Linked DNA regions of Homo sapiens: region 2 is linked to region 1. Evidence: read pairs that join two places in POLR2A ChIA-PET (ENCODE). Cell type or tissue: CD4-positive, alpha-beta T cell. All regions are shown on one strand. Each heading gives the region's core, and the rest is flanking DNA. Links, peaks and the distances in the headings are about the cores only.

Evidence for each region. Peaks named below come from ENCODE experiments on the same cell type or tissue, not always from the same donor. Only the 100,000 strongest peaks of a DNase experiment are listed, where the experiment ranks them.
Region 2: POLR2A ChIA-PET joins it to region 1 with 19 read pairs; 5 of 35 experiments call an interaction of 5 or more read pairs at or near these places.

The regions. Positions count from the first base shown.
Region 1 is chr6:45,150,363-45,166,927 of GRCh38, reverse strand. All of the region lies in intron 2 of SUPT3H (SPT3 homolog, SAGA and STAGA complex component), which reads left to right. It also overlaps the pseudogene LOC100420052. Among named protein-coding and RNA genes, the nearest start is that of MIR586, 39 kb to the left of the region's middle. In CD4-positive, alpha-beta T cell, for the core only: no CTCF peak of the experiment used is centred there; a DNase peak (open chromatin) is centred at 10,667.
Region 2 is chr6:44,969,190-44,985,754 of GRCh38, reverse strand. All of the region lies in intron 6 of SUPT3H (SPT3 homolog, SAGA and STAGA complex component), which reads left to right. Among named protein-coding and RNA genes, the nearest start is that of MIR586, 220 kb to the left of the region's middle. RefSeq lists a silencer at 12,736-12,936. In CD4-positive, alpha-beta T cell, for the core only: no CTCF peak of the experiment used is centred there; DNase peaks (open chromatin) are centred at 8,184 and 8,594; H3K27ac peaks cover 780 bases.

The sequences.
Region 1 (16,565 bases), core at 7,697-12,696:
CCCTGCAAGCAATGCATGAGAGTTCTAGTTACTCATATCTTCGTCAACACTTGCTCTTGTCAGTCTTTTAACTTTTAGCCATTCTAGTGGGTATGTAATGGTGTGTAAGTGTTGTTTTAATTTGCATTCCCTAATGACTAATCATGTTGGACATCTTTTCATGTCCCTCTTAGCCATTCAGATATCTTCATTTTTGAAGTGTTTATTCAAATCCTAAACTCAGTTTTTATTTTTGGGGATTTTGCTTTTTGTTTTATCCTTTTACTGAGTCGTGATATTACTCTTCTCTTTTCTCTACTTTTTCTCCCTCCTTTTCTCTCCCCTCTTTTTTTTTTTTTTTTTTTGGATGGAGTCTTGCTCTGTCGCCCAGGCTGGAGTGCAGTGGCCCAATCTCTGCTCACTGCAAGCTCTGCCTCCTGGGTTCACGCCATTCTCCTGCCTCAGCCTCCCGAGTAGCTGGGACTATAGCCACCTGCCACTATGCCTAATTTTTTGTATTTTTTAGTAGAGACGGGGTTTCACTGTGTTAGCCAGGATGGTCTTAATCTCCTGACCTCGTGATCCTCCCGCCTTGGCCTCCTAAAGTGCTAGGATTACAGGTGTGAGCCATCGCACCTGGCCCTCTCCCTGCTTTTTGAGACAGAGTCTCACTATGTCACCCAGGCTGAAGTACAGCAGTGCAATCACGCTCACTGCAGCCATAAGCTCCCAGATGCAAGCCATCTTGTCACCTCAGCTTCTTAAGTAGCTGGGACCACAAGCGTGTGCCACCACCTCCAGCTAATTTTTAAATTTTTTGTAGAGATGACATCTCCCTGTGTTACCTTGGCTGGTCTTGAATTCCTGGGCTCAAGTGATTCTCCTGCCTTGGCTTCCCAAAGTGCTAGGATTGCAGGCGTGAGCCACTGTGCCTGGCCTACATTTCATTATTTAGTCTAGATTTATTTATTTAGTCTAGATACACGTCTTTTATCAGGTATGTGTTTTACATATATTTTCCTCCAATATGCATCTTATTTCTTCTCTTTCTGGGATTACAGTTTTACCTATGTTAGATCATTTAGTATTTTCTCACAGCTCTTGTGTTCTCTGTTCCCTTTCTTTCAGTCTTTTTTTTCCCCTTTGTTTATCGGTTTAGATCACTTTTGTTCACTTGTCTTTATGTTTTTGGATTCTTCCTTTAGCTATGTCCTTACCGTTAATAAGGTCATCTAATGAATTTATCTCTGATATTCTGTTTTTTATTCTTAGCGCTTTCATTTGATATTTTTTGTATGTTTTGTTTCTCATTTGCAATCCTTCTTCTCTGCATATTGGGCCTTTTTCCACTAGGACCTTTAACATATTAATACTAGTTAATTTAAAGCATTTATACAATATTTCCAACATCTGGATTATCTCTGATACTAGATTTGTTGATAACTTTATCTTTTGGTAATGGTTGTATTTTTGCGTTTCATAATTTTTTATTTGGAAATGCTGGATAATGCTTTTAAATGAACAGTATAGATTGTGCTAAAGAGTGTTTACTCCTGGAAATAGGCACATTTCTTCTGCTAACTGAGTGGTAGAGTCAATCAGTAGTTGAGCTATTTTGGATTTTGGTGTTGCTACATTCATTTTTAGTACACCAGGCTTCAGTCTTCTCCAGTAGAAAATAATGTTACCTTGTGCTTAGTATGGGCTCTCTGGTACTGGTGGTTTTTCTCAGTGTTCCAGCTCTTTTAGGATAGCTTTCATCAGTGCCTGTAGGGTTGCACCACAGACAGGGAATTTCTCTCTGTGCTCTTGCTCTTCCCCTAGCAGTAAACTGCTGTTCCTTGTTATTGGATGTGAGCCTTGCAGTGGGGACAGAATGGAAATTTCTTAGTTCTCAACCTTAATCTTAGGTGGGCCCTGCATACATGTGCCTTGGGGGTGTGACCTTCTCTGTGTATGTGCCTTACCCTCCTATGCAATCAAACTTTGCCTTGTATCTTTGGGGTCTTGGGCTTTAGATGACTTCTGCTAAAGTCTTGACCCAAAGTTTCATGCTTCTTCTCTGGTGGCTTAAACTTTTGTTTGGTATGAGAGAACAGTTATTGTGGATCTCTACATCCTGAAGTAGAAGCAGAACTTCCGAAAAATTTTACTATACTTTTTAAAATATGAAAAAAGTGGGATGAATTTTTATGACAAAATATAAGTTCACAAAGAAATACCTATTTATAGCAAGCTGCTTTGTGAAACACTCCTCAGACTTTCTGGTATACATGGTTGTCTTCTCTGACCTTAGGGGAACTTTTGTGGAAACTTTGAGAAGTACTGAGGCTTAGGCCAAGCAAAAAACAAAGGCGGAAAAACCCACCTTAAAACACTGGTGAGTCATCAGTGAGGCAGACACTTGTAGGTTGACTAACGAAGCACTCATTCCCTAACACCTCTCCTGTCTACCTGTATAAAGGAGACTGGAAAAGCTAAATACAGTCAATTTTTGTAATTCTTGGTAGTTAGATTCTGTAAAGTCACCATGATGACTGAATTAGCAAATTCTCAACTATTGCTCCTAAGGAAAATATGAACAAACACACATACACCCACACATTTCATGTAGGCTATATAATCTTAATCCTGAAAACTACTCATCCTGGTAGAGTCTCTCTTTATTTAACAAAAGAGAAACTGAGGTTCAGAGTGTTAACTGACTTTTTGATGCCCCATGAATAGGTCCCAGATTTGGGATTCAAACTCGTTCAGCTGGTTCTAGAGCTGGAGCTACTTGAACTACACTGCACTGCCCCCCACAGCTCTGTCCTCTGGTGGGCATCTCTGTGTGAGAGCTGAAACAAGAAGGCAGAGTGTCTCCCTGTTAGACCTTAGCTGGGAATATGTGTATCAGCTACTCAGATTTTTCACTGCTCTACATGTTTGTTAATGATCATGAAAACACAGCAAGTACTGATTTTGGGGTTACAAGTAAATTTTGGTGAGTAGGCTGATTCACAAATACGGGATTGCAAATAATAAGGATCAACTATTTACTTTTTAAATCTCCCTAATAATTAGGGGTAGGTATGTGACAGAGTTCTTCTGGTTAAAGGTAAGTAATTAAATGCATGCTGAGGACCTCTTGCTTTTTTTTTTTTTTTATAAAAGTGACAAGTGGTGGTGCATCACCCTTTTCTTTCTGATTTAATGTTGATTTGAGTTGAAAAGTATGGCAGTGATCCTCTGACAACAAGGTAACAAGTATAAACATGAAAAGCAGGGCTGTAAGGTAAAAAGATAGTGGTCCTTGGTTATAGCAATGAGCAGCTAAACCCATCCTAGCAACCACCTACTGACAGTCATTTTAATTGAGAAAAATAACTACCTACATATTTAAGCTGCTGTTGGTTAAGCTTACTGTTATTTGGAAAAGAATGATTTCCAATTGACATAGCCAATAATCCAGCTTTTACGTAAGTTTTTTTAAAAATAGAAAGTTAATGTATTTACTGGCAGTTGATTATGCTCACTACTTTACATATGTAATACTTATGTACTATATTAGATAGAAGATTATTTTAACTGGCTGTATTCTTGGCCAGATTTAGGTAACAGTAAATTACCTAAATGCTAAGTTAAGTGCGGTATTGTAGTGCATTTCTTTTGATAATCACAATTAACAATGCAATTAGCAGTGAAATGAATTGTACCAACTTGAGCTTTGTCTTTCATGACATTATTACTTTGAGTCATTAGTAATGCAATGCAAAGCTTTTTAAGTTGTTTCCAGTTATCTGCAGTTCACCTAGAAAGTCTGGAAATACAGAAACTAGTGCTCAAGAATTCCATATTGCTCACTAATGTTTTAGATATGTAATCTCCCCACTTCTCTTGCAATATATATGTTGTTCTGTAATTTCATAGGCCAGCAAAAGATCTTTGAACATCAGTTGTTCTTGTGCTCTATCAAAACAAGAAAATAATTGTCACTTCACACCCTACAGATCTCCAGGGATGCAGACAGTCTTTGGAATATACTCTAGTCTTTAACTTCTTGAGTGATCAAATAATCTTATATTTAAGTGAAGTTTCTCCTTATATTTGAAGTCATTTTCCCCCATTTGATCTTCATTGATTATAGACAGTTCATTATTCTTATCATGAAAATAATTTATATATTATCTATCACTATGAACAAGCATCGTTACTCTTAGAAAAGAATGAGCATTTTAAGGGACTTGAAGTCTCTTCTTGGCTGTCTCCCTTGAACTACCTGGAGAAGACATCTCATAGCGTTGTAAACACTTTAAGGTTAGGTACCGCCTCTTACCTTTATATCCTCAGCTGTTAGCACATGGCCTTAAATAGGGAGTTTTATACCCATTTGTTGAGTCTAATTATCTTTAATTTGTATATAATGTTTTGGTTTTTGTTTTAGAGTTGAGGTTTTGCACTGTTGCCCAGGCTGGAATGCAGTGGCATGATCTTGGCTCACTGGAGCCTCAAACCTCTGGGCTTAAGTATTCCTCCTGCCTCAGTCTCCTGAGTAGCTGGGACTATAGGTGCACACCACCCCAGCTGGCTAAGAGTTTTTATTTTTGTAGAGAAGGGATCTTGCTATGTTGCCCAGGCCTGCCTCAAACTCCTGCCCTCAAGCAATCCTCCCTGCCTTGTCCTACTGAGTCACTGGGATTACAAGCACTACACCTGGCTCTTTCTTCTTCTTCTTCTTCTTTTTTTAATGAGTCTCATTAATTTGTAGCAAGTCATATAACACTGAATTAATCTGGCAATTATATGATCATTGGTAAATCTATGGGGCAAAGACCTGCCTGTCAGGTTGGGGAATGTGAAAAATATCCATACCCTTGAAAGCAAACTGTGGCATTACCTTTGTCAGTTCCATGTTTTTGTTTTTGTTTTTTTTTAAACATGTTCTGAAGAGTTATACACATTCCTATGTATTTGTTGGAATGCTGTGGTTGTCATTGTCTTTATTTAGTACGTGTTACATTTAAGACACTGCCTAAGATACAAAACAACAGGCATCATCCTTCATCTCCTGGTTTTACTGTTTTGTTGAGTGATAAAGACATTTGAATTAAATAGTACAGAAATAGTGTGTAAAATAGTGTTTAAATTAAGCCATATAAAATAAAATGTCTACTTGTGTGATGCTGAAAAAATTCGAGAGAAGAATAATATAGTAGGTCTTTATTAATCAAATGTTTATTGGGTGTCAGTTGTGATTAAAGCACCAAGACAGGCTTTGTGTGTGTGTTGAGTGGTCAGCAGCTTTACGGTATGGAGGGAGGGTCAAAGTCAAATAAGACACTATTCATGCCTTCAAGGAGCTCTGACTTCATGTACAGTGGCCTTTAGCAGTAATGGTACTTCCAAAAGTGCTTTTGAAAAAAATGCAGTTTATGAGAGTCTCACACAATTTGTTGTAGAGAAGAGAAAATGCAATAAGAGTTCAGAGAGTAGAGATATTTTTCTAGTGTCCATACTCTCAAGAGACTTCTGTTATAGAAAAGTATTGCCCTACGTAGAGATCAGATCTCCTGAGGTAGGTGCAGTCAATTGAAAGTTTATAATGTGGCTGTGAACTATTCTTTTGGGGCTCAGGAGTCACCTTTATAGTCAGGCCCAGGTAATGCTTCCTTCTGGACACAAGAGTTCATCAGATAAACATTACTGTGTTAGTCTGTTCTTGTGTTGCTATAAAGAAATACCTGAGACTGGGTAATTTATAAGAAAAGAGGTTTAATGGACTCACAGTTCTACAGGCTGTACAGGAAGCATGGTGCTGGCATCTGCTTCTGGGGAAACCTCAGAAAGCTTACAAATCATGGCAGAAGGTAAAGGGGGAGCAGGTGTCTCATGGAATGAGCAGAAGCAAGAGAGAGTGTTGGGGGAACACACTTAAACAACCAGAGCTCCTGAGAATGAACTCACTATTTCAAGGACAGCACTAAGCCATGAGGGATCCGCCCCCATGACCCAAACACCTCCCACTAGGCCCACACTCCAACACTGCAGATTTTATCTCAACATGAAATTTGGAGGGAACATTCAAACTTATCAATTACCTGTTTCAGAGGCAGGAAAATTTTGTGGTGTAGTTAAAGGATTTTATAGGGGGAGATTCATATCAAGACCTAGAATGGAAACTTTGGGTATCCATATTTTTTCTTGTATAACAAATTTTTGTATTGCCTACATATTGTATTTCTTTTGTGTCTATGAGTAGTTTTACTGTGTTCATTAATTTTTTTCCTTTGTACTTTACTTTTTTACTCTACCTTCCTCACTTAAATTTACAAATTTTATGGATTTTTTTTTTGTTTCAATTCAGTATGCATTTCAGGCCTTTTGGAAACTCACCGTAATTCACTTATATATAAAAAATGTTTTTCCCAGCTAAAACAATATTTTTAGTTTCAGGTTTTGCTATGCTTGCAGAATCTGTGTGTGTCGTGCTCATTCATTTCTATGGAAAATCTCTTTATATCTTGACTGTGGATGTAGTACTTACGTCTTTGGTCATCTAATTTTAGACTGATTTTCAAGAAAACATTTGGTCATGCATTTATTTTGTCCTCTACATTGAAGCACTACTGTTATACGACTACTGTGAATACTTGCTGTAGATCTTTTTGTAAGTCCCTTTTAATATTCCAGAAACTTTAACTGCCTTGTTTGAAGACCTGCCTCATATTAACAATTTTTCAAAATAAACAACATTTTAGTGAGTTTGTATTTCTTTGACAAGAACTTGAATGTGAGTCTTAGCCTGCCAAATGGCTATTTAAGAGAAACATTTCGGTATCCTTGTTAATGACCTTGGCTTTAACCATTTGAGAGGTACATGCTATGCTTTATATTAGTTCTTCTGGTACCTACTTTGCAATACTATTTTAAAGTTCTATTTTATTTCTCTGATGACTGTACCATAAATTAATTATTTGAACCCAGATTTTTGTTAGTTTATAACTCGCATTAATTTTTGGGATTGTGGACTATGTTGTGTTATTTGGGTATATGTAGGTGTGGGTGTGTTTTAACTGTGACTTCTGGTCTTCAAGAAAAAAGCTCAGACCAATAATTGTTTTTGAAAAATTCCTGACATAACTGAACTGTAATTTATTAATATTTTACTTTTACATTTTGGAAACAAAATAAAGAGCAAGAACAACCAACAAACCAAAAAAGTAATAAGGAGAAGCTAACTAAACGTGGATCTTGTTGTAGTAGCTAAACAAAGAAAGGAATTTGAACACTTTAAACATGAGAAATTTATGATAGAGTTGTGTAGCAAGTACACATTTATAATTTATTTAAAACAGGATCTCTGACTGTTCAGAAACTATGTAGATGAATTGTGAGTTATGGGTGAATCTACATGGTTCTTGCTGGCCTCCATGACTGAAGAAAGCTTGATGTTTAGATATTGGGTGAGGCTATTGATGGCTCTAGATCCAAGGATGACAACCTGTCTCTCCGTAAACCCTTTCTCTGGGATGACTATTTTGATCTGTGCCTGAGATAACTGATCATGCTAATTGATTTTGAAGCCTAGAGGCCTAATTAGGCAGCCAATTAAGTAATTTCGAATAGTGACTTCATGATAAGTAATTTGAGCCAGTTACGTTCAGGTGTGCCCAGTAACAATCTTTCACCTCTGTAGAGGTGGAATCAATGTCATTGAATCCCATATTGCATCATTGGAAAATGGGTCTGCTGCATTGACAGTAAGTTAAGTACAGCTTGATCAAATCTGGTCAGTTCAATAGGATATTGTGCTTGAAGAGCAGAGGCTTGACAACCTACGAAGAAAGGTGACTGGAGAACTGAACATCTTGGTCATCCCCTTCAGTGGGGAGGAGAGAATGGGAATGTAGGGACTGGATTCTAACACAACTGCATAGGTCATCCTGACATACTACATTATGGATTTTAGAATGCAGCAGTGATGAACACTCAGTCAAATTGAAATGTGTCTTCCTTGCCATTGGATTTGAGTCCTTTTGCTCTGATTTTTTTGATCTTGTAACCACACTTTCTGATGAGATAGCCCCACTGACCAGCAAGGACCACCTACCTCAGGGTGACTAGTAGTAGTGGAGTGTCTTGTTTTCCCATTACCTACATATTCTTGGTAACAGATGCTATAGAATGTGTTCATATCAGGATATGACCTCTGGTTCTGCACCATCATAGTATAAAATAGGTGAGTGAGTAGGGTGGGCAATAGGAATATTTCTGGAAGCCATTCCTATACTCTGACAGCTAGCGATAACCATACAAGGAAGTGGCTGGGTATGTCTCACCCCAAATCAAAGGTATCCCCAAGTCATCCCTTCCTTAGCAGGATTCCAAAAATGTCTGATCTAGAAGAGTGTTATCCTGTGTAGAGTTCAGATGTTTTGAGGTTGGTGGAGTCAACCCAGAACTTAGAACGTGGCTGTGAACTAGTGTTCCTTCTTCTAGGGCCCAAGATTTACTTTTATTGCCAGTCGTAGGTATGCTTCCTTCTGGACACTACAGTTTATCAAGTTGAACATTACCCTATTTCAGTTGCAGTGAGCCGAGATAGTGCCACTACATTCCAGCTTGGGTGACATAGTGAGACTCCATCTCAAAAAAAAAAAAAAAAAAATATATATATATATATATATATATGTATATTTATATATATAAAATATAGGCATTATCTATCTATCTATCTATCTATCTATCTATCTATCTATCTATCTCTATGGTTTCTACCCAGACCAATTAAATGATTGTAGATCAGAGTCAGGGAAGAAGTGACTCTGTTAGGGGTTGAATTTATAAAATAATTATATAATATATATTAGTATATAAATATATTAATTATAAATTATAATAATTTATAAATAAATTATAAATGTGATTCTTTTTTAAATCCCCTAGAGCATGGATGGGTCATGTTGAGGAGTTATAATTACGTATTATTAATAATTACTATAATTACAGAAATTATAAGTTTAGATATATAGTTTTTAGAATGCTGATCATGATCTATAACGATTCTCATCCTTGGCTACACATTAAAATTACCTAAAAAGCTTTTTAAAAATATAATGCTGGCCGGGTGCGGTGGCTCACTCCTGTAATCCCAGCACTTGGGAGGCCGAGGCAGGCGGATCACGAGGTCAGGAGTTTGAGACCAGCCTTACCAACATGGTGAAACCCTGTCTCTACTAAAAATACAAAAATTAGCCGGGCATGGTGGTGCGCGCCTGTAATCCCAGCTGCTCAGGAGGCTGAGGCAGGAGAATAGCTTCAACCCGGGAGCTGGAGGTTGCAGTGAGCTGAGATAGTGCCACTGCACTCCAGCCTGGGTGACACAGTGAGACTCCATCTCAAAAAGAAATACATATGTATATATATATTTATATATATAAAACATAGGCATCATATATATACATATATGTATGTGGTTTCTACCCAGACCAATTAAATCAGAATCTCTTGGGGTTGGAGTTCTTGGCATTGGTACGTCTTTCAAATCTGTAGGTGAGTCTAATGTGCAGCCAAGTTGAGAATGACTGGTCTTGTCATACATTATAAATGTATGATCTGATGATACATTATAAATGAAATGTTAAATAATATATTGATTTTTGGAGGTTGGTTCTTAAATACTGTTTTTAAAAAGAATGTTTCAAAATATAAAAATTGATAACCATTTTTCTTAATCATATGTTGCTTGTTAAGCCTCTCCAATTATTATGAGATTATTGAAACTCTTTTCTACGATGTTGTATATAAACATAGTCCATGAAGTTGAATACATTTGTGAAGTTAAAAAAAGGATGGGAAGATTTCACCAGTGTTTTAACAGAAATAAATAATATTTTTGCCAGATGATTGCATTTTCATGGAAAATTATTGGAAGTTGCATTCCTTTAACTTATTAATGTTCTCTGATCAAATCAACAGATCAAGTATAGGTGGTAGTTTCTGTTAAGTTCTTTACACATGTGTCTTGATTTCAACTAGATTATCCAAGTCTCACTTTTTTTTCACTAAAACCATAAAAATTATGGTACTAAATCATGGAATTACTTCATTAAATGTCTATGTGTCAACAAATATTTCACACTAGCTTTGGAAGTTATTGTAAAAAGTGTTCTGATAAAAAAATCAAAAACTTCATCATTCTAAAATATATATATATATTAAGAGAAAACCAAGGGTTTTAAAAATATAGAATGGGGACATTTTAAAAAACTCATTTCTTGTTATACTCATAAACTTATTTATGTTTCTTTGGGTTAACAGATGAATTCTGCAAAGCTGACACTGATTTAACATTTTTATAAACAAAGATTCCAGAAATTTATTGAAATTATATTAATTATATTAGTATTAGAACAGAAAATATATATTATTATATTAGTATCAGAACAGAAAAGGGAAAGAAAAGGGAGCTAGCATTTTGAAATTTATGTTAGTCATTGAGCCTATGCCTTTAAATGTGACAGCAAAGGTTATCGTAAGAAGTGTTTGCATTGTATCTTTTGACCACTCTAGAACTCAGGAAGGATGCAACAGTTTTGTTAGTTAAAAAACACTATACAAATGTTGAGGATATCTGCATGACCTTAGGAGACTGAAAGCATTTTTGTCATCCTGTGATAAGAGTAAAACCAGGTGGCTGTATTCTGTGGCTTAGGATGTGGGTTTCTTTGTTTCTGATAGTCTCAGACACTGAGAGAAACAAGTTACATATGCAAAATGAGCTTATGCTCATGCTTAAAATGTTTTTAAGCATCGTGTAGCTTGGTAGCATAATTATTGGCCATAGAATCTTCCATTGGCTGTTTTTTTGTGACAAGCTATTTTCTTTTTTCTTCTTCTTTTTTAAATCCCCTAGAACATAGATGGGTCATGTTGAGAAATTATAAACATATTATTTACTCTAAGAGGTAATGAGTTTGGCTTTATTGTCCTTGAATTTGAACGTTAGATGAATTATTTGCTGTAAGGTATAGTTCAAAAATATAAATTTGCCCATTTTTGGGTAGATTGGCCTATCATTTATATATAAGTGAACTTTTACTGGTTTCTTCAACAGAATGCTTCATAGTAGCTTCAAGTTAGCTCCATTGCCCTAATATGTGGGGGTTTTCCTGAGTACAGTGACCCTGGAATCTCAGTCTTGCCCCTTAGTCCTTTTCCCCTTATTTATCTATAATTATGTAACAGTGAAAAGGAGGCGTAGCATGACTAACTCCATTTTTGTTCCTAACTCCCCATCCTTCATGCTCTCTTTTAGGTTAGCTGCTTTTGCTTATCTTTGTACATAGGCCAAGCTAACTATGGGAGGAATTTAGCTTATAGTTTAAAGCAAGGATGATAATAGTCCCTTCCTTGAAACTAACTCCTGAGGAGATAAGGAGGGTTTACACAGAAGTAACAATGTAGTGTTAAAAGATTTGTTGAAGCATTGTGACCTGACCAAGGACAAAGAAGTTTCAGTCTTCTTTGACCGTCACTGCTGCCCACATCAGCCCCTTCCCTCATCTCCCTTTCCCCCACATAAAAGGAGCCTAAAATTCATATTAACTTAAGATGGTTCTTTAGGACACTAGTTCACCATCTTCTTGGTATGCTGGCTCTCCAAATAGAAGTCACTTTCCTTGCCTCTTGACATCTTGGCTGTCATGTGGCAAGTGGTAAGAGCTTTGAACTTCGTTACAATTCATTGTAAAACAACATTCTCAATTAATTGGTTATGAAGCAAAGTCTACTTAATATTTTATGAGAATATTTATGGTTCAACATATATATTTGAAATAGGAAGTTAGAGCTATCTTAATCACACATTCTAATGAGCCCAGTAAGATGCATTTTTTGTTTCACACTAATTTTGTTGTGCCATTTTTTTCAAACCTAACTTTTTTCCTTCTAAGATGAACAGAGTTTCACTCCAAATTGCAGATCAAACACTACCTTCTCCACGGAAGTCATGTACTGACTGTCCATATTATCAGGCACGTAGGTACAGAGGCCAAGGGAGAGCTTCCCCTTTGCCCTCTGAAGGTTCTCTGAAAATGAACTGACAAAAGGCAGATTAATAGGGGAAAGGGCATACACGTTTATTTAACAGGTATAACACAGGGGAATTGCAAGAGAATGATTACCCAATAACCCAATGAGGTTTAGATGCTACATATTCTTCCTCATTGGGGATAGGGTTGATGGGTGCAGGGCAGGATGTAGGAGTAAATGATTTTTAGGGGATATGAATGAGCCTGAAGAACAATGGCCTGGGACTAAGTTCCTCTGAACTGGAGTCAAGGAGCAGGAAGGTGAGAAGCACAACTTCACTGTGAACAAAAGTTGTCCTATTATGCACATAAATTCCCTCAGGTAATCTCTAGAAGCTGCTCTCACAATAGATGAAAAGTCTATGTGAGCATGGTGACTACTCACTGAAGTTTTCTCTCTTCTCTAGTGGTTAATTGGTCTTGATTATTTGATGAGATTCTTGGGAGGAGGTCTGTTATTTTCTGAGCCACAACACTGGCATAAGATACCTTTCTTAGCCTTGATGCCATTCTTGGAAGTTTTCTTCTTCTTCTTTTTTTTAATTGTTCAGTCATTTCTTCATTGAACAGACATTGACTAAGCATCATCCTCCAATTGTTTCGTTTCAAACACTTCCTAGAATCCTTCCTATATAGTAGGTGTGAAGTAAATAATATGTGAATTAATTGACTATATGGATTTCAAGCTACTTGTGTTTTAAGCTAAGTAGGCAAAACCAAAAGTATTGATTGACCTTTGGGATTTTCTTTATTTGAAATTAGTTCTAACATAGGAGGACTAAGCGCTTTTTTTTTTTTTTTTCTTGAGACAGAGTCTTGCTCTGTTGCCCAGGCTGTAGTGCAGTGGCGTGATCTCAGCTCACTGGAACCTCCGCCTCCCGGGTTCAAGCGATTCTCCTGCCTCAGCCTCCCGAGTAGCTGGGTCTACAGGCATGCACTAGCACGCCTGGCTAATTTTTTTGCATTTTTAGTAGAGACAGGGTTTCACCATGTTGGTTAGGCTGGTTTCGAACTCCTGACCTTAACTGATCCACCCGCCTCAGCCTCCCAAAGTGCTGGGATTACAGGCGTGAGCCACCGTGCCCGGCCTAAGCTCTGATTTTTTATCTTGCCCAAATTCCAACCTACAGGCATGTGCCACCACTACTGGCTACTTTTGTATTTTTGGTAGAGGCAGGGTTTCACCATGTTGGCCAGGCTGGTCTCGAACTCCTGACCTCAAGTGATCCATCAGCCTCGGGCTCCCTAAGTGTTGGGATTACAGGTGTGGGCCACTGTGCCCAGCCAACATTATCTTTTGACCTATCTTTGTTAACACAAATATGCACATTTTTCATTTAATTTTTAATAATGTATTATAGTTCCTATGCAGGTTGAGTCATCAGTTTCTTTTCCTTGTTGCCTTATTAATTTTACTTTATTATTGAGAGTTGTTTCACAAACATGAGACATATATTCTGATATCTACTTGTTGTTCCTATTAAGTGATTAATTATTGTTGTCCCTATTAAGGGACTAATTTATTCAACTAACATTATTGTGTGCCTATCATGCCTAAGGCATTGTTCTGGCCACTAGGGCTACACTAGTGAAGAAGATGAAGGTTCTGTCTTCATAAAGCTTACATTCTAATGGCAGAAGTAGACAACAAACAGATACATGATATTATGTCTGATAGTGGTAAGTCCTAGGAAGAAAAATAAAGCAGGATAAGGGGATGGAATATGATAGAAGCTGATATTTTCAATATGATGACCAAGAAAGGCCAATCTGAAAGGTGATATTTGAGCTAAGATCTGAATGCCATTATGCCAGAATGCCCTAGATACTGCTATATTGCTCTTCCTGTGTGAGAGAATAGCAAATGTAAAGATGTTTAGGGAGGAATGTATTTGGTGTGTTTGAGGAACATCACAAAGGCTATTTGGTAAGGGTAGAAGGTATATATAGATGAGGGCAAAGAAGCCAGACCTTGTAGGGCATGATCAGGAGTTGTGATTTTATTTAAATGTATATATATTTTTTTACTTAAAGGATTTTGATTAGGAGAGCATATGATTAAATTTAAAAGGATTACTCTAGGAGCTGGGTGTGGTGGCTCATGCCTGTAATCCCAGCACTTTGGGAGGCTGAGACGAGTGGATCACTTGAGGTCAGGAGTTTGAGACCAGCCTGGCCAACATGGTGAAAACCCGTCTCTCCGAAAAATAACAAAAATTAGCCGGGCGTGGTGTTGCACACCTGTAGTCTAGTTACTCGGGAGGCTGAGGCACGAGAATCACTTGAACCCGGGAGGCACAGGTTGCAGTGAGCTGAGATAGGACTACTGCACTCTAGCCTGGGCAAGAGAATGAGACTGTGTCTCAAAAATAAAAATAAAAGGATTCCTCTAGCTGCTTTGTGGAGGAAACACATCAGGTGGGACAGAGGTGAAAGCAGACAACCAGATAGACGTCTACTAGAACTGCCCAGGCTAGAGATGATAGCAGCTTCGCTTAAGGCATTAGCAGTTGGAGATGTGAAAATTGATTGCATTGTGGAAATAAATATTCTAAAGGTAGCTCGCAAGATTTGCTAATAGATCTGATGTGGTGCACAAGAAAAAGCAAAATGTTGGAGATGATTTTAAGGCCTTTGGGCTTAAGAATTGGGAATGGTGGTGCCAATGAGATAGTGAGGAACTACTTTTGGAGAAGAAAATTAAGATTTTCTTCTTAATTTTGGGTGTGTTCTGTTTATGATACCAAGTTAGCAGTGGGATCAGAGAGTCCAGAATTCTGGGGAAAAGTTAGCATAGAAGTTTGGGAATCGGCTTATAGATGGTATTTAAAGATTTGGGACTAGATGAGGTCACCTAGAAAGTATATGTAGATATAGAAGAGAAGTTGATCTGAGAATTGAGCCCTCAGGAACAAGTTAATGTTACAAGAACAGAAAGAGAACCAACCAAAGAAACTGAGAAGATGCTGCTGTTGAGATAGAAGAAAACCAGTAGAGCATGGTGTCCCAGCAACCAAATGAAGAAGGATTTCAGAAAGGAAAGACTGAACTGTTTTAATGCTAAGGGCCTTTATCACTGGGCTAACTTAGCTAGCCTATTGGTAGACAATACTTGCCTAGAAAAGAGAAACTTGATATAAATTGATGTTAATTTTAAAAATACTTTGATTTAGAAAACAGTTACAATTATGAATTAGAATTACATTTTTACGTCATAATTAATTACCTGTAAGATTTAATGCCCAGTGTTGGAGGAAGGTTAAACACTTTTAACTTGTTTTAAAGTGAGTACAGTTAACTTTCTGTTTCTAAGGGCCTGATTTAAGCATTTCTTTGCCCAGCTTCACTCCATTATAATCTAGTCTTTGTGTGATAGTCTTAAATGGCTACATATTTCTAAGAATATCAGTTTGATATGAGCAATCTTAATTACAGATAATCTGAAATACTTTTGTCAATATGAGTGCTATATATGGTGGTATATGGGCTTTCAATCTTTTTGAAACTTGCTTAACAGAGGATATTTGAAAATAGATTTAGAATAGTGTTTGTAGAAATTAGCCAATTAGAATAGTTTTTTCCCAACACTGAATTAAAAATACTAGATGAAAAAATAAAGCTTTTTATAAGTACTAAAATTTATTAAGAGTTTAGTTTGAACTCATTTAGTTTACTATCTGCATACCCACTTTTCTCTTTTCAAAATTTTTCAAAAATTTTGTCCTGTAAATAGCCATAAAGGCTATAGTTGGAGAAATATGTATGAAACATCTTTTTCTTTGGATTTCAAGAAGTTAACTTTTTTGTTTTCTGGTTATTTCTCTCATTGAATGCTTTGAAAGCAGTATAAAGATGGCTGGGTGCGGTGGCTCACGCCTGTAATCCCAGCACTTTGGGAGGCCGAGGCAGGTGGATCACGAGGTCAGGAGTTCGAGACCAGCCTGCCCAGGGTGGTGAAACCTGTCTCTACTAAAAATACAAAAAACTAGCCGGGCATGGTGGCGCACGCCTGTAGTCCCAGCTACTTGGGAAGCTGAGGCAGGAAAATTGCTTGAACATGGCAGGCGGAGGTTGCAGTGAGCCGAGATTGTGCCACTGCACTCCAGCCTGGGCGACAGAGTGAGACTCCATCTTAAAAAAAAAAAAAAAAAAAACGCAGAATAAAGATTATAAGTAGAAGTAGAAGTTGGTCTGAGAATCGAGCCTTCAGGCACAAGGTAATGTTTCAAGAACAGAAAGAGAACCAACCAAAGAAATGGAGAAAATGCTGCCACTGAGATAGAAGAAAACTATAAGGCATGGTGTCCCATGCTGAGTTTACTTTATATTCAATATTGATTCTGAATTTAGTTTATATTCAATATTGAATGTTTAGAGAAAAATATCTCATTTTGTGTTGTCTCTCTACTCAGCTGTGTTTTAGTAGACTCTTTAAGTATTTATATATTTGTGTATTTCGTATGATAGCTCTAGAAGAACAGAAATTTCCAACAATGGTCATTTTTTCATCAG
Region 2 (16,565 bases), core at 6,099-11,098, 180 kb after region 1:
TTGGAAGGAGAAAATTCTAGAGAGAGATGCTAAGAAGTTGAGAAGATTTCAGAAATAAAGTGAAAATATGTCAAAGACCAACTTTATGCTTTCAGAATTTTGCGTAATACTGGTACTTGTAGAAAGAGGACAAAATTTTCTTAAATATGTCCCTTCTGATTCCTGCATAAACTGAGTATGTCCAGGTGCATATGGGTTAAAGAGGTTTTTGTAGATTACTTGGGAACCTAACCACCATTTAGGACAGTGTTTCTATGGGAAGATGGATTTGTTTAGGATGTTGTACCCTAAACAGACTTTTAGGATACAACGTATTTATGAATTGGGAGATTCTATATCTTCTTTTATTTTTAACTTTTTGGATAAAGAGTCTCACTGTGTCACCCAAGCTGGAGTGCAGTGGTGCCATCGTAGCACACTGCATCCTTGAACTGAGCTCAAGCGATCCTCTTACCTCAGACTCCTAAGTAGCTGGGACTACAGATGCGTGCCACCATGCCTGGCTATTTTATTTATTTATTTTATTTTATTTTATTTTATTTATTTATTTATTTATTTATTTATTTATTTATTTATTTGGTAGAGATGAGGTCTTGCTTTGTTAACCAGGCTGGTTCTGAACTCCTGGCCTCAAGCAGTCTTTCCATCACAGCCTCCCAGAACACGAGGATTACAGGCATGAGCTGCCATACCCAGCCTATATTTTAGTTTTGAATGTGACTTTTTTGTGATCACAAATTTTCAATGACACAAAACTGTCCGTCATCCCCCAAAACTCTTTCATCAAGCTTGTTTTCTCTGGGAACAGAAAACTAGTATTACAGATGAATACTGAGCAAAATTTGGCACCTCTACCTGATTTATTATGGGCTATTTAGGAAGATAATATTTCCTACTATGTAAAGGACTTTGTGTTGATCTTTTGGCCTTTATGTAATTTATGTTTATGTTTCTGGCAATGCCCTGATGGTTAATGTCCTTATGGTAATTAAAACATGTATATTAATTAAGTGTGCTACTAGTAATAAAAGTTAGTTACATATAGGAAAGAGGTCAGTTTTGTCAGGATGCTGAAGCAAAGTTGCGATGGGAGTTTTATTTCATTGGGAGTTGCTACTGTTCTTCCTGCAATTGGTGACAGACTATACAGAGATCATGGATTCATGTAGAGACTGGGGATCGCAAAGATGCTAAATATATATTCACTTATACTCTATTTGACATGTTGTTTGGAAAAATAGTTAACTACATAGACAAATTTCTCATTTTATAAGGATGTGTATCTTCTAAGCAACCTACAGATGGGTATACAACTGGGCCTCAAGAACTACAACTCAGACACCAATAAAATAAAAATTTTATTCACTATTTCTGATCTCCACTTCTCTCTACATAGGCTTAATTTTTCTCTCCTTGTTGAGCTATGCTTTATACTTAGAGGGTTACATGCCACCAGTAGTTCCCAAGTTAGCTTCATCACCTTGAGAGAGGCAGGCCCAGCTCACTGGATTACCAATCTTAAGTCTCAGGAAATGGCCTCTGTTTGATTCAGCTGTGTCTAGTGTCCAGGCCTGGACTTGGCACCATCGCTAGAAGGCAGGATCCTGTTACACCTCTCTCACATAGAGGCTTCTAGGCAACCTTGCGGAGATGGAGGCAAGAGGAGGCAGACAGTGCCTTAGCTCCTTACTAGATTAGACCCTCTATTCATTCATCCACTCAACATTTATATTCATAATATGCCATATATATGCTAGGTTGATCTTGAGACTGTCGGTATTTTATTTCAAAAATGACTTTTGTCATCTAAATTTTCTTTAAAAAGCTACAGAGCATACTGTACAGTTATCTTAGACTTACAGGAAAATGCCTAATGAAAAAGTAAATAGAAAACCTCACTAAAGTTCACAGAATGACAGAGAGAAAGTAAAGTGTACTTCCAGTCAAGCTCTTTCAGTTAAAAAACATCCTCACTAAACCTGTAAAACATTTCAATAAAAACGGTTCTTTGAATGTTATTTTAAATACTATATTACTTAAGCAAATATTTAAATACTATATTAGTTTCTCTGCATTCTTTACTTGAATTTAATTCTACCTGTCTGCCAAGTATGTCAAAACCCCAAGTCCATTTTCATTTGCCAGGTTAAATGTTTATTTTGTTTTCCCACATAATATGCTCTTTGAAGTGTCATAAGCATACCAAGCCTGATTTCTTTTTAATAGGGACATGGTAGGGGATTTTTTTTCTTTCTTTCTTTCTTCAGTTAATGGGATAGGATATGCTTTTCTCAAAGAATATGTAAAGGTATGTTCACATTCCTTGCCTACTGAAGGTACACACTGCCTTCATTAGCTATTAGAAAATGAACTTTCACTTTCTTAAAATGTGTCCAATAAATTTAATGTAAATTTTTGAAGGCTCACTTTATCTCCTTATTATCAGAAAACCAAAGACTTTCTTGTAATCTAGAATGTCCACTTTTACCTAACAAGTCACCCTGTATAGACTAATATAGTGGAAAAGTATGAGGCTATGGTGATCTACAAATAACTGACATTATTTGATTTGGGAGTTTACATTTGCTTCTGCTCATCTATGCTTATGTGACTCAAACATCCATTTAGAATTTTTTACACTTATTTTCAAAGAGCATTGACATACATTTGAATACCATAATCTCTTAGATATACTTCTCTCAAAAACAACTATTGATAATAGCTTTCAACATATATTTTATCTTAAAAAGACAGATTTAATATTTAGCCTCTATGTGAATCCCATGGTGATTGGTACCTTTTGCAAAGTTCTTTAGAACATCTTCTTAGATTTCTTGTGTTGGACCTAATTCACTATACGAGCATCTCTAGGAGGAACTATTTGAAGCCAGAGTAGTGGTGTTTTTCCTATCCTTTTATTTTCTTGACTTTAAGAAGTACCTGAATTATTTTTCCATTCTCTGTTATGAAAGTACAGATTCTTACGAATGCCATAGTCTGTCTTTCATTATCACTATCACAAGGCCTCTTCATTCTCTAAATCAGCAAAAAATTCTTCTGTGCAAGATAGAGGAGAGATAGGAGACTAATACAAAGTTGATACAGGAGAGTACATAGCTGTATCTTTGATACAAGTGAAGTGATTCTAACACACTCATAGTTTTGAAGTATCTGGATGTTTACCAGAAGTTAGGACCCTTATGGCTTCTTCCAGTGACATTTCTTCTATATAAAGAATCGGGCTGGGCATGGTGGCTCACGCCTGTAATCCCAGCGCTTCAGGAGGCCAGGAGATTGAGGTCAGGAGATGGAGGCCATCCTGGCTAACACGGTGAAACACTGTCTCTACTAAAAATACAAAAAATTAGCCAGACGTGGTGGCGGGCACTTGTAGTCCCAGCTACTCGGGAGGCTGAGGCAGGAAAATGGTGTGAACCCAGGAGGCAGAGCTTGCAGTGAGCTGATATTGTGCCACAGCACTCCAGCCTGGGCGACAGAGCGAGACTCCATCTCAAAAAAAAAGCCTGGGTGACAGAGTGAGACTGTCTCAAACAAACAAACAAACAAACAAAAAGAATCATTGCAAACAGCTTGAAATTTTCTCAGTGTGGATTTGGCCAGGTTGTCTTATCTCTTAAATCTTAGAACTATGAAATATTTCTTTGCTTTTTAAATTTCTTTTTCTTTTCTTTTGTTTTGCTTTGCTTTGTTTTAGACACAGGATCTCACTCTGTTGACCAGGCTGGAGCACAATAGTGAGATCATTGCTCACTGCAGTGTCAAACTCCTGTGCTCAAGCGATCCTCCCACTTTAGCCTCCCCAGTAGCTGGGACTACAGGCACGCACCATGGTCCCTAGCTAGTTTTGCTTTTTTTTTTTTTTTTCATGTCATGTAGAGATGGAGTTTCACCTCCCAAAGTGCTGAGATTACAGGCATGAGCTACCATGCCCAGCCAAAATGTTTCTAAGGCTTTCAGGAGTTCCCTGAGATAAGAGAATACACGTAGAACCACAGAATCTCAGAGCTATATTAAAGAAGAGAGAACTCAGTCACAGTGAGATGAAGCAACTTAACCTAGAGAGTCCCATCTTGTGTTAGAGGTAAAACTGAGACCTAGAGTCCAGATCTTCTGATTCCCAGGTAAACATTCCTATTACCACTCACGCTAATCTTTTTCTAATGGTATAAAATGTTTCTCAATATTATAGAAGAATATTTCAAAATATTTGGGTTATGATTAAAACTCATTTGCCACTGAGTTACAACACTTAAGCACTGTTGATATACAGAATGTATTGGGATTGGGTTGGAATCGTATTTACCCTATGATGTACCCAGTCCATTCCTTTTCAAATATATCTTAAATGTCATTTGCTTTATTCATATCTCTCTCATCAAAATAAAACGACAAAAATGTAATTTCATGCTTTTTGTTAACAAGTGAAGCAATATTTTCCAGGTATATGACTTCTTCATTAAAATCCATCCTTCATTTATTTATACCCAGCTCTGCAAATATTCTCTGTTACTTTCAAGTTCCTTGTTCTTGGAATCACTTTACCCCTCATATCCTGTAGTGTATTTCTCCCTAAGATGAAGTTTGAGATGGATAGCAGCTATAGCTGGGCTTCCAGTAAAGAGTTAGAGTAGAACATGTCAGTAGCAGTGATCCATCCCACCAGCTGGCATTTACGCAAAACGGCAAAGCATTTAAGTAGGCATTGGAGTGAATCATTTGTCAAACCCCTTTTCCTGTCACTTGCCTTCCTTGAGGAGTTGTTATGCTAACTCTAAGGTATGAATAGATTAAATGCCACTAAATCTACTTCTTCAGACGTGCGCTTCTTAATCTTTTTGGAATTAGGACAGTTATTAGACATGGTTATTTGACTTAACTTTGCCTTCTCCTTATCCTCTGAAAGTACTCTAGTGAAGTTTAAAGCTACATAAATTGCATTTAAAAAAATGTTTGTAAGTGATGTGAAGGAAGAGAATCCTCATTCTTAAACTTATTAGAGGTTCCTATGACTGCTAAAAATCAGTTCTGGAAATGATTATGATGGGTCACATAGATGTAATGAATTTTTAACCTCAGTCATATACCACCATGTAGACACAACTACTTGCCACTCAGTATCCATGTTCTCCTTCCTTTGTAACAAAACTGATTTGTAGCTGGGTATTTTAACATCTAGACCAAACAAGAAGAAAGAAAGAAAATCTGCATTTCTCTTACCCTCAGCCACGTTTGGTCACACGACTGAGTTGTGGCCAATGAAATGTAAGCATTCTATGGGAATCCTTAGTACAATAAGCCCTCACGTAACATCATTGTACAGCAGGCCCTCAACTTCCTTTCCTTCACTGTCATTTTGTTATAACATTGATGAGGGACAAAGAAAAAAATGATTTTGTTATATGTTGTTTCACATAAATTTTCAGTTTCCGAGAACTTATCAATGAGATGAAGTGAGGACTTACTGTCATTTTTTCTTTTTTTTTTTTTTAGAGAAAGGGTACACTCCCTACCCTTTCTGCATTTGTCTATTTTATGCAGATTCAAGGCTGGAGCTTTAGAAGCCAAGACATTCTGAATCACAAAATGTCAGAGCAGATACTGGAGGAGATTGAGGCCCTGGAGACTTCAGTCAGTGTTTGTGTAAAGCCTGAATACCTATCTCCAGAATTCATTTATGTGAGGAAAAATAAACTTTGATCTTGCCTAAGCAACTATAATTTTGGCTTATATATGTAGCCAGAAATAATCTTAACTAATAAAACGTGAATGAGCCCCCTGGATTGATAAGAACGTACTTCAAGAAAATAATTAGTGTCTTAAGGTAGACCTGGTCTACTATAAAAATTGTTTTAGTTAACAGTTTGGTAAATGGAAAGAACTTAATAATTCCAATCTGTTTGACAGTAATTGCGTTCTGTTTTACCTGATGCTTGAAGAAATCCAGGTTATCTCATAGTCTTATTTCTAATTTGTGCCAATGAAATGAACTCGTAAGTTCATAAGATGTAAAACGAACTTTTTTTGTCCCATGTCATGAGAGCAGATAATTCTTGGCTGTCACACAAACTCATCACCTTTTAATGGGTCAAGGAGGCTGTAGAGATTACTCATCCTAGCTTTTGTGTGGGCTTTCACTGTCAATTCCAAAGCTCCACTTAACCTTTTACATAGAACATTGATTTCCCCCCCCCACACACACTTTGTTCATTCTTTCACAGATAATTGATAAAAACTGAGTTTACTTTTTGTATTGAAAGAGTATTTTGTCATGGTTTATGATTTTCAAAGAACAATCATAACCATAGGCCAAGTGTTAATATCTTAACATGTTTTAGCCTAAGACTCATACTAATTTGAAGAATTTTGTTCATTGAAACCTATCAACCTATCAAATGGTTGAAGAAATCATTCAGTATTTATTAGTATGTTTCTTGTCTCTTAAATTCTGAAAGAAAATGGGAGGATTTGATTTTAGGCTTTTTTGTTAATCAAAATATTCGTTCTGCGACTTGAGAAATTAAAATACTGTGCTACAGAAAAATAAGTACCATCTGGGCTGTGTGTTTTTCTACCTCTAAAGAACATTATGCAAAGGAGGGTATGCAAAGTAACAAGGCGTGTTCATTTAACTATATGGGATACCTGGTGTGGTACAATAGGAGTATTACTTAAGAATTGTATAAAATCCAATTTAGTTTATCATGTTGTAAATGTACCTAAAAGGCACCAATAGAAAAGAATATTAACAGGATTGCTTTTGTGCTTTGAAGAATATTAATTTATTATTTTGGCAAGGACATATTTTCATTGTGTGGATTTCTGTTACTTATTTCAATGTTGTCCATGTTTTGTTTTGTTTCTAATCTGCATACAACGTTTGGGCAATCTGGTCATGAAACCTGTTGCCCCAGTGATTATAGGGTTTTTAGCCTGTTCTGACAGACCAAACTCTCTCCCTACTTTCACCCTCACCCTAGTCCTCCCATGTGGATCCTTCATGTTGCTTCTTACTCAATAGAATAACTATTATTCTATTACTTAGAACGAATAGAAAGGAAGGATGACCTTCCCAGACAGATGAGACCATGCTATGTCACAACACTGTGTTCCCACTTAAAGCCTACAAACTAATGAAACATACACAGTATGCATATTCTCATTGTTTAGCAAATCTATCTCTTCCCTCTGCATCATTTTCTTTATTATAGAATGACAGTTTTTATCTTTTACCAAACTGTTTGTAGTATACTTGTCTTTTTTCTGATACTCTCTTTAGATTGTATGGTATTATGACCAGAGCATGGGCTTTGGGGTCATATAGACCTACATATTAAAATCACAGTTCCATTCTTTATCCAAGGTATGTTACTAACCTGGACAAATTACTACATGTTTCTGAGTCTCAGATTCCTTTATCTGGACCTGCATCTTAGAAGTGTTGGGAAGGATTTGTGATAACATATGTAATATACCTGGCTCAGTTCAGCACATGGGTGTTTAAGAAATGGTAGCTGTCATTGACAGAATCTTCTTTATGAAAATATATAATATAGCAATATTCCTATGGAATTTACTTTAGAAATAATCTTCCCTTCATAGTGACTAGAATCAGAATCAAAGGATTTGCAGCATGCATAACATCAAGTTAGTGGAATATGTAATATTTACTACTACCACCGAGTAAAATGACTCAGAAAATGTAGTCTGAATATTCAGTAGGCACTATGATAATTCCATGACATTCGTCCACTTATATTTCATTAAGCAATGTATTCATTTTAGAATACATTTCTAGATCTTATGAAAACTGCATGTAGCGCAATCTGAGGGTTTCAATTCTATAAAACAAAACCAGTTTCTTATCAGGGCCACTACAGAGCATTTCACGTAGAATTTTTTAGATTATTGCAAATTTTATACATCTCTAAAGTTGTAACATGTAGTAGTAATGTCAAGTGAACTGCATAATTTTACTTGATCAGATAGAAAATTTTATATCTGAATAAGGAGTTTTGTGTAGAAGTCAGTAGTATAGTAGAAAGAGCACTGATTTTGGAATAGGAATCTTAAACTCTTTCTAGCAATATATTTTACCTTGGTGAAAAACCACAAAACTCTCATCCAAGTACTAAACAAACCTGACCCAGTTTAGCTTGTGAGATCAGATAAGATGCATGTAGGGTGGCAAGGTGGGGTGAAGAGTATACAGGAACTCTCTGTACTATTTTTGAAGTTTTTCTGCAAATCTAAAATTAGTTCAAAAATTTTTTTTAAAAAGTATTTTTAAAAAATCCAGAGAATCAGTAAGTTTCAGTTTCTTCTATAAATGGAAATGTAATAATAGCTTATCTTTCTCCCTGACACAGCTGTTGAGTGGATAAACATGTAAATAAGGCAGTATACATAAAACTTTAAAATACTGCTGTTCTATGCTGTGATTCTTCCTTACTTGACTTTACCCATTTTACTGATCTTCCCTTCCTCTTGCTGCCAAAATAGTCCTTTGCTTCTTTAAAGCTTTTGTGGTTACTTTATTTAAGGTGAAACACTGCCTCACATCACCAAGTTGCAAAAACAATTCTCCTTTCATCATCTTTCTTTGTAATCATTCCACACCCTCTGTGGCTTGCCTTCTTTAAGCTTCTTGCTTATGAACTAGGCCTGGTGGCCACTGACATTTAATCAAATAACAGTTATAATACATTTACTCATGAGTAAAGCCTGAATAAAATGTGGGCACTGACATCTAAGAGAGTGGAAATTTCATCATCAAATATCTTAACAGAAACCATTTTGTTAAATAACCATAATTACAGGTTTTGCACTTATGATTGCAGAGGATTTTGCTCTTCTGCATTCTTAGAAGCTCAAGGGACAGCCATTGTGTTCAGGCTACTTGAAATACCTATACTGAATCTAAGTATAGCCAAGCCTTCTTCAAGAGAAAAGTCCCTGCAAGACTTTATAATTCAAAGATTTTCACACCCACAATTATTTTAAAGATTATTTCTGTTTTTAAAAAATATTTTTAGTTTAGGTAAGTAGACTTTTCAGATAAGAATTCAAAATATGGCCGGGCGCAGTGCCTCATGCCTGTAATCCTAGCACTTTGGGAGGCTGAAGCGGGCAGATCACTTGAGGTCAGGAGTTTGAAACCAGCCTAGCCAACATGGTGAAACCCCGTCTCTACTAAAAATACAAAAAATTAGCCAGGCATGGTTGTGGTCACCTGTATTCCCAGCTATTCGGGACGCTGAGGCAGGAGAATCTCTCGAGCCCTGGAGGCAGAGATTGCAGTGAGCCAAGATTGCGCCACTGCACTCCAGCCTGGGCAACAGAGTGAGACTCTGTCTCAAGAAAAAAAAAAAAGACATTAATTTTCCAAATGTGTAGACATTTCTGCTTTTTCTTAAGTATTTAGGAATTTACGTTTACTACATCTGAAGCAAAGCATTTTTGATTGTTATGATTATTCTTGTATCTTCGTGATAGTCATACTTGGTAAAGACTATCATTTTCTCCTTTTCTTAGTGACTAAATCTTGGCATTCTCAGGAAAAAAATTTTCTTCCTTTTGTTTTATGTTAACTCATGCTTCTAGCTTAGATCAGTCTCTGTGACAGATTTCTATTGATGGACTTGCTCATTTCTGATTCGTGAAAACAACTCAGCCAATTACAAGAAAGGAAACTTTAGCATTAAGATGATTAAGAACGTTCCATTTAGAGGAATAAATAATTTAATTTTGTTTGTTTTGTTTCTAATCTTAACTCAAATGCTATCCAGTTATAAAAGCCTATTTTTCCTCGAGAATTTTTCCCACACTGGTGGCATTGTTTCCTTACTGGAGCATGACATACTCAGCATGAGTTTGCTTTTTTCATATTTTCTTTTTTTTAATAATGAGCTCATCATTTTACTTACTCTGCTTATCAAAAATCAGAAGTAATTTGATGTTTATATTATTAATAGGACTCTTTCCAAGTATATTGACATTTCAATTTTTTTCCCAATAGTGTTTGAGGAACAGGTGGTTTTTGGTTACGTGTATAAGTTCTTTAGTGGTGATTTCTAAGATTTTGGTGCACTGTAACCCGAGCAGTGTACACTGTACCCAAGTGTAGTCTTTTATCCCTCACCCCCTCCCACCCTTCCCACCAAGTCTCCAAAGTTCCTTATATCATTCTTATGCCTTTGCATCTTCATAGCTTAGTTCTTACTTATAAGTGAGAACATAAGATAATTAGTTTTTCATTCCTGAGATAATTCACTTAGAATAATGATCTCCAACTCCATCCAGCTTGCTGCAGATGCCATTATTTCATTCCTTTTTATGGCTGAGTAGTATTCCATGGTATATATATACCACATTTTCTTTATTCAGTTGTTGGTTGATGGGCATTTAGGCCCAACTTAGTTCGTTAGTTAGAATACTTATGGTTTTCTATATAAAGAGTCAACTTTTAAAATATTTATAAACTGGGAGAGTGAAACTAAGAAGATAAATTACAGATAGTAAAAGCTATAAACTGGTCGTCTTTTTTGTTTGTTTGTTTGTTTGTTTGAGATGGAGTCTTGCTGTGTCACCCAGGCTGGAGTGCAGTGGCCCGATCTCTGCTCACTGCACCCTCCGCCTCCTGGGTTCAAGTGATTCCCCTGCCTCAACCTCCCGACTAGCTAGGATTACAGGCACCCACCACCATGCCCAGCTAATTTTTGTATTTTTAGTAGAGACGGGGTCTTACCATATTGGTCAGGCTGGTCTCGAACTCCTGACCTCAGGTGATCCACCTGCCTCGGCCTCCCAATAAACTGGTCATCTTAATACATCATTGAGCCAGTTATCTCTGCTACTCATTAACATTTCTGGCAGCAGTAGGGTAGCTTTCACATAGGGTATAGAATTTTTATCAGAGGTGAAGAGAGGTCTTATTGTATTGACTCAGGGAAGTTAAATATAGCAACATTTGTTCTAGTCTGTTTTAGGAGCAGTTTTTCCTAAGTGCTTTATAGATAGCCTGTCATTTTTGCAACAGACCATGATGTCAGGACCAAGGAGGGTTTTGATAGAAATGACACAGCATGATTTGCATTTTTAAAAGGTCACTTTGTCCGGTGTGTGGGGATTACTTTTTCCTTTGGTACCATGATCTTCCTGTGAAATGGCCTCTGTTTTGAAACCAGAAGCACAATGCTTACTCCTTGAAGGGACGGCAATGTGTATAGTACAGTAGTTTTCAAGTTGTGTTTTGCAGTTTTTGGTATTTCATTGAGAAGTACTTTGCAGAGGAGAAAGAATATTGGAGGACTGTGAGTCTTCTTCCCTCACCTCTATCAAAGCATCTCTGGTTTCAGCACCTTCATTTATGAGGGTTCCATAAGGTATCTCTTAAATTACACAAACACAAACACACACAATTTATACACACACATTATACATATATGTGTGTATATAGTTATACAGACATATATATATTTATATATACAAACATGTATATATGAATATATATATACACAAATACATATTTTCAAATGTTCACATACACCTACCCCACCCAGCATATACACACGTAGCCAAACCCCTTTTGTAGTAAAAAGAGCATAAACTTTAGAGTAAGACAGATCTCATTTCAGATTGCAGCACACATTGCTTAGCAACCTTGGACAAGTTACCTAATATATGTGAGCCATAGCAGGAAGACTCATTAGGAGTCTGTTATAGCAATTGATACAGTTTGGCTGTGTCCCCACCCAAATCTCATCTGGAATTGTAGTTCCCATAATCCTCACGTGTCGTGGGAGGGACCTGGTGGAAGGTAATTGAATTATGGGGGCTGTTACCTCCATGCTGTTTTCATGGTAGTAAGTGAGTTCTCAGGAGATCTGATGGTTTTATAAGGGGCTTCTCCTCTTTGCTGCCACCATGTGAAGAAGGATGTATTTGCTTCCCCTTCTGCCATGATTGTAAGTTTCCTGAGACCTCCCCAGCCCTGCAGAACTGTGAGTCAATTAAACCATTTTCCTTTATAAATTACCCAATCTCTGGTATGTCTTTATTAGCAGTGTGAAAACAGATTAATATAGGAAATTGGTACCAGGTAGTGGTGTGCTGCTGTAAAAATACCTGAAAATGTGGAAGTGACTTTGGAAGTTGGTAACAGGCCAAGGTCGGAACAGTTTGGAGGCCTCAGAAGAAGACAGGAAAATATGGGAAAGTCTGAAACTTCCTAGAGACTTGGAGGGCTCAGGAGACATGAAGATGTAGGAAAGTTTGGAAATTCCTACAGACTTGTTGAATGGCTTTGACCAAAATGCTGACAGTAATGTAAACAATGAAGTCCAGGCTAAGGTGGTCCCAGATGGAGATGAGGAAGTTGTTGGGAACTAAAATAATGGTGACTCTTGCTGTGTTTTAGCAAAGAGACTGGCAGCATTTTTTCCCTGCCCTAGAGGTCTGTGGAACTTTGAACTGGGGAGAGATGATTTAGGGTATATAGCAGAAGAAATTTTTAAGCAACAAGTCATTCAAGAGGTTCCTTGGGTGCTGTAAAAAGTATTCAGTTTTATGTATTTACAGAGACACTTTGGAATTGGAACTTATGTTTAAAAGGGAACCAGAGCATAAAACTTTGGAAAATTTGCAGCCTCGTGATATGATAGAAAAGATAAACCTATTTTCTGAGAAGAAACTCAAGCCTGCTGCAGAAATTTGCATAAATAATGAGGAGCAAAATGTTAATTGCCAAAACAGGGGAAAATGTCTCCAAGGCATGTCAGAGGTCTTCACGGCAACCCCTCCCATCACAGGCCCAGAGGCGTAGGAGGAAAAAATGGTTTCATGAGTCAGGCCCAGGGCCTTGCTGCTTTGTGCAGTTTTGGGAATTGGTGCCCTGTGTCCCAGCATGGCTAAAAGAGTTGTGGCTTCAGAGGGTGCAAGTCCCAAGCCTTGGCAGCTTCCACATGGTGTTGAGTCTGTGGGAGCAAAGAAGTCTAGAATTGAGGTTTGGGAACCTCCACCTAGACTTCACAGGATGTATGGAAACACCTGGATGTCTAGGCAGGGGTGTGTTGCCGGGGCAGAGCCCTCCTGGAAAACCTCTACTAGGGCAGTGCAGAAAGGAAATGTGGGGTTGGAGCCACCACACAGGTCCCTACTGGGGCACTGCCTAGTAGAGCTGTAAAAGGGCCACCATTCTCCAGATCGCAGAATGGTAGATCCACTGACAGCTTGCACTGTGTTCCTGGAAAAGCCGCAGATACTCAACACCAGCCCATGAAAGCATCTGGGAGGGGAGCTGTGCCCTACAAAGCCACAGGGGCGTAGCTGACAAGAGGCCCTGGGACCCCACCTCTCTTGAATCCGTGCGACCTGGATATGAGACATGGAGTCAAAAGAGATCATTTTGGAGTTTTAAGATTTGACTGCCCCACTGGATTTTGGACTTATGTGGGGCCTGTAACCCCTTCATTTTGGCCAATTTCTCCCATTTAGAATGGGTATGTTTACCCAATGCCTGTACCACCATTGTATCTAGGAAGTAACTAACTTGTCTTTGATTTTACAGGCTTGTAAGTGGAAGGGACTGGTCTTGTCTCAGATGAGACTTTGGACTTGGACTTTTGGGTTAATGCTGGAATGAGTTAAGACTTTGGGGGATGTTGGCTGGGCGCAGTGGCTCATGCCTGTAATCCCAGCACTTTGGGAGGCCGAGGTGGACAGATCACAAGGTCAGGAGATAGAGACCATCCTGGCTAACATGGTGAAACCCCGTCTCTACTAAAAATACAAAAAAAATTAGCCGGGTGTGGTGGCAGGCGCCTGTTGTCCCAGCTACTCGGGATGCTGAGGCAGGAGAATGGCATGAACCCAGGAGGCGGAGCTTGCAGTGAGCCGAGATTGCACCACTGCACTCCAGCCTGGGCGACAGAGTGAGACTCCGTCTCAAGAAAAAACAAACAGGCAAAAAAGACTTTGGGGGATGTTGGGAAGGCATGATTGGTTTTGAAATGTGAGGACATGAGATCTGGGAGGAGCTGGGATGGAATTAATATGGTTTGGCTGTGTCCCCACTCAAATCTCATCTTGAATTGTAGTTCCCATAATCCCCATGTGTCATGGGAAGGACCCATTGGGAGGTCATTGAATCATGGGGGGCAGTTACCCCCATGCTTCTGTTCTCATCATAGTGAGTGAGTTCTCAGGAGATCTGATGTTTTTATAAGGGGCTTTTCCTCCTTTTGCTTGGCACTTCTCCTTCCTGCCATCACGTGAAGAAGGATGTGTTTGCTTCCCCTTCTGCCATGATTGTAAGTTTCCTGAGGCCTCCCCAGTTCTGTGGAAATGTGAGTCAGTTAAACTTCTTTCCTTTATAAATTACCCAGTCTCAGGCAGTCCTTTATAGCAGCATGAGAACAAACTAATAGAGCAATCCAGAGGAGAGTTGATGATGGTGGCTTGGACTAGAGTAGTATCAGTGACCCTAGAAGGTGATGAAAGTGGTTTATTTTAGTTGTATTTTAAAGATAGAGCTGATTGAAAATGCTTAGAGGGAATTAACTGATGACTTAATCTGCAATAAAAATTTTTATTTTCACATGTTTAGAAAAAGTCCTTACTGAAAAAACTAAGATAAATCACATAGTAGCAACAAAGGGAGATTGCAAGCAGGGCTCCTTTGTTCTTTACAGAATTCTGTGTATCCTTGGGGAGGATGGTGAGAGCCATGCTGCACTGACAGGCTTCCCTTTTCACAAGATTTTACCTTAAAGATGCTAGACTTTTATTCTATGTAAGTAAAGCCAGACTCCATAAAGTGTGCATATTTGACTACTTGAGAATTTGATCTTGCCTAAACCAAGATGGAAAGATCTGCAGTTCTAACTCAGGATTAAAGAGAAAGTATGAACTAAATTTTATGAATTAATGGCTTTATATATTTTTCAGGCAGTATTCTAAAGTTTTACCCAAAATGACCAAAATATTTAACCATATCCCTATATGCTTGCTGTACTGTAAAGCCTTTCAGCTCATCTAGATATTATGTAAACCTCTGAGAATTTTTAAGAATGTTATTCAAAATGCCTGAAGATTTTATACATATTAAACTAGCATGTTCACTTTTTTATATATAGCCAAATAAAAATCACCAAAAAAAAAAAAGGGTTGTAACATCCTTAATCAGGAAAACAAAAAGTCAAAGTCAGTGTTCTATTACTTAAAAGAAATAGTTTGGGCAGAAACTCACATGGCTTTTTATGTTATTTGCCAACCGAGTTATTCCAGAGCATATTTACAATTTTAAGGAAACATTAGCAAAAATTGGTACTAACACTAAACACTGGGATTTACAACTTGACAGGTAATTAGGTTGTATGGCACTAGGTTGTTTTAAAATGATACTTTTCTTAACACACATTTTATCCCAAGATGGGAAATATTTTATTACATATGGTTTTTTTCCCCATTACTGGCTTAATAAATTTAGATTAAAAATTTTTAATGGGCATTAAAACATTTTTAAATTTATTAGTTTGATTTTAATAACTACATTTTTCATTATATAACCAATTAATGCCCACTCTTGATAGTTTAAAATGTATGAAAAAGGTAAAGCTCCTATGATGACATTAATTAATATATTTAGACCCATAGGATATAGATAAAAAAAACTGAATTCAATATTTTGAAACAACTCTATTATGTCATAGTAGCACAAATATCTTTTTGTGTGTTTCTCAATCACTGATGCTTTGTACTTGCTGAGGATTACTCACTTTCAGCACAAAATTTCTTTTAAATCCTTTGAATCTTCTAGGGTCTACAGCTCTTTCTTTAGGAAACTTCATATAATTACTGTAAGACATTCTTAATACCTTGGACATGTAAAATTGGTATATTATGAATGCCACTCTGGGGAAACAAATTAGCACCACTGGAAACCTATTTTTTAAGGCTGTGATATAGAAAATATACTGCATTTCTATTCAAGTCGATGTAATTCAGTGAAAATTGCAGGTCAAACCTAAATGAACTTTTGGTTTCTACTTCATCAGTCAGGATTCTGAGTCGGTCCCTTAAATATTGCATGACGTTCTCCTTTGTGTGCGTATGTGTGTTTTTGTTTTTTGATTTTTTTTCTAAAAACATATATTCAAGCCTCTGCTGTTTCTCTGTGATTTTCTGCCTCTTGGGTAACTGCTTTGATTATTTTTATGTGTGCACAGTTAATGACTTCCTGTAAGTCAAGTAAAATTAACTCAAGAGGAAAGAAGATTTCTTTACTTTTGAAATGCTTTTTCTGTTTGTAATTCACTGTTAAAAAAAAAAATTACTGAAATGTGTCACTGAAAAGTTAAAGTTACCTATAATTTCACCTCCAGAGATAAATACTATCAAAAGTATAATGTATATGCTTCCAGACTTTCCGTGTATTTGCAGACATACACGTGCATATGTGTGTGTATGTTCAAACATAAATGGAATTAAGGTACATGCATTCTAGTATGCAACTTGATTTTTCCATTAATAATACATTCCTGCAGCTA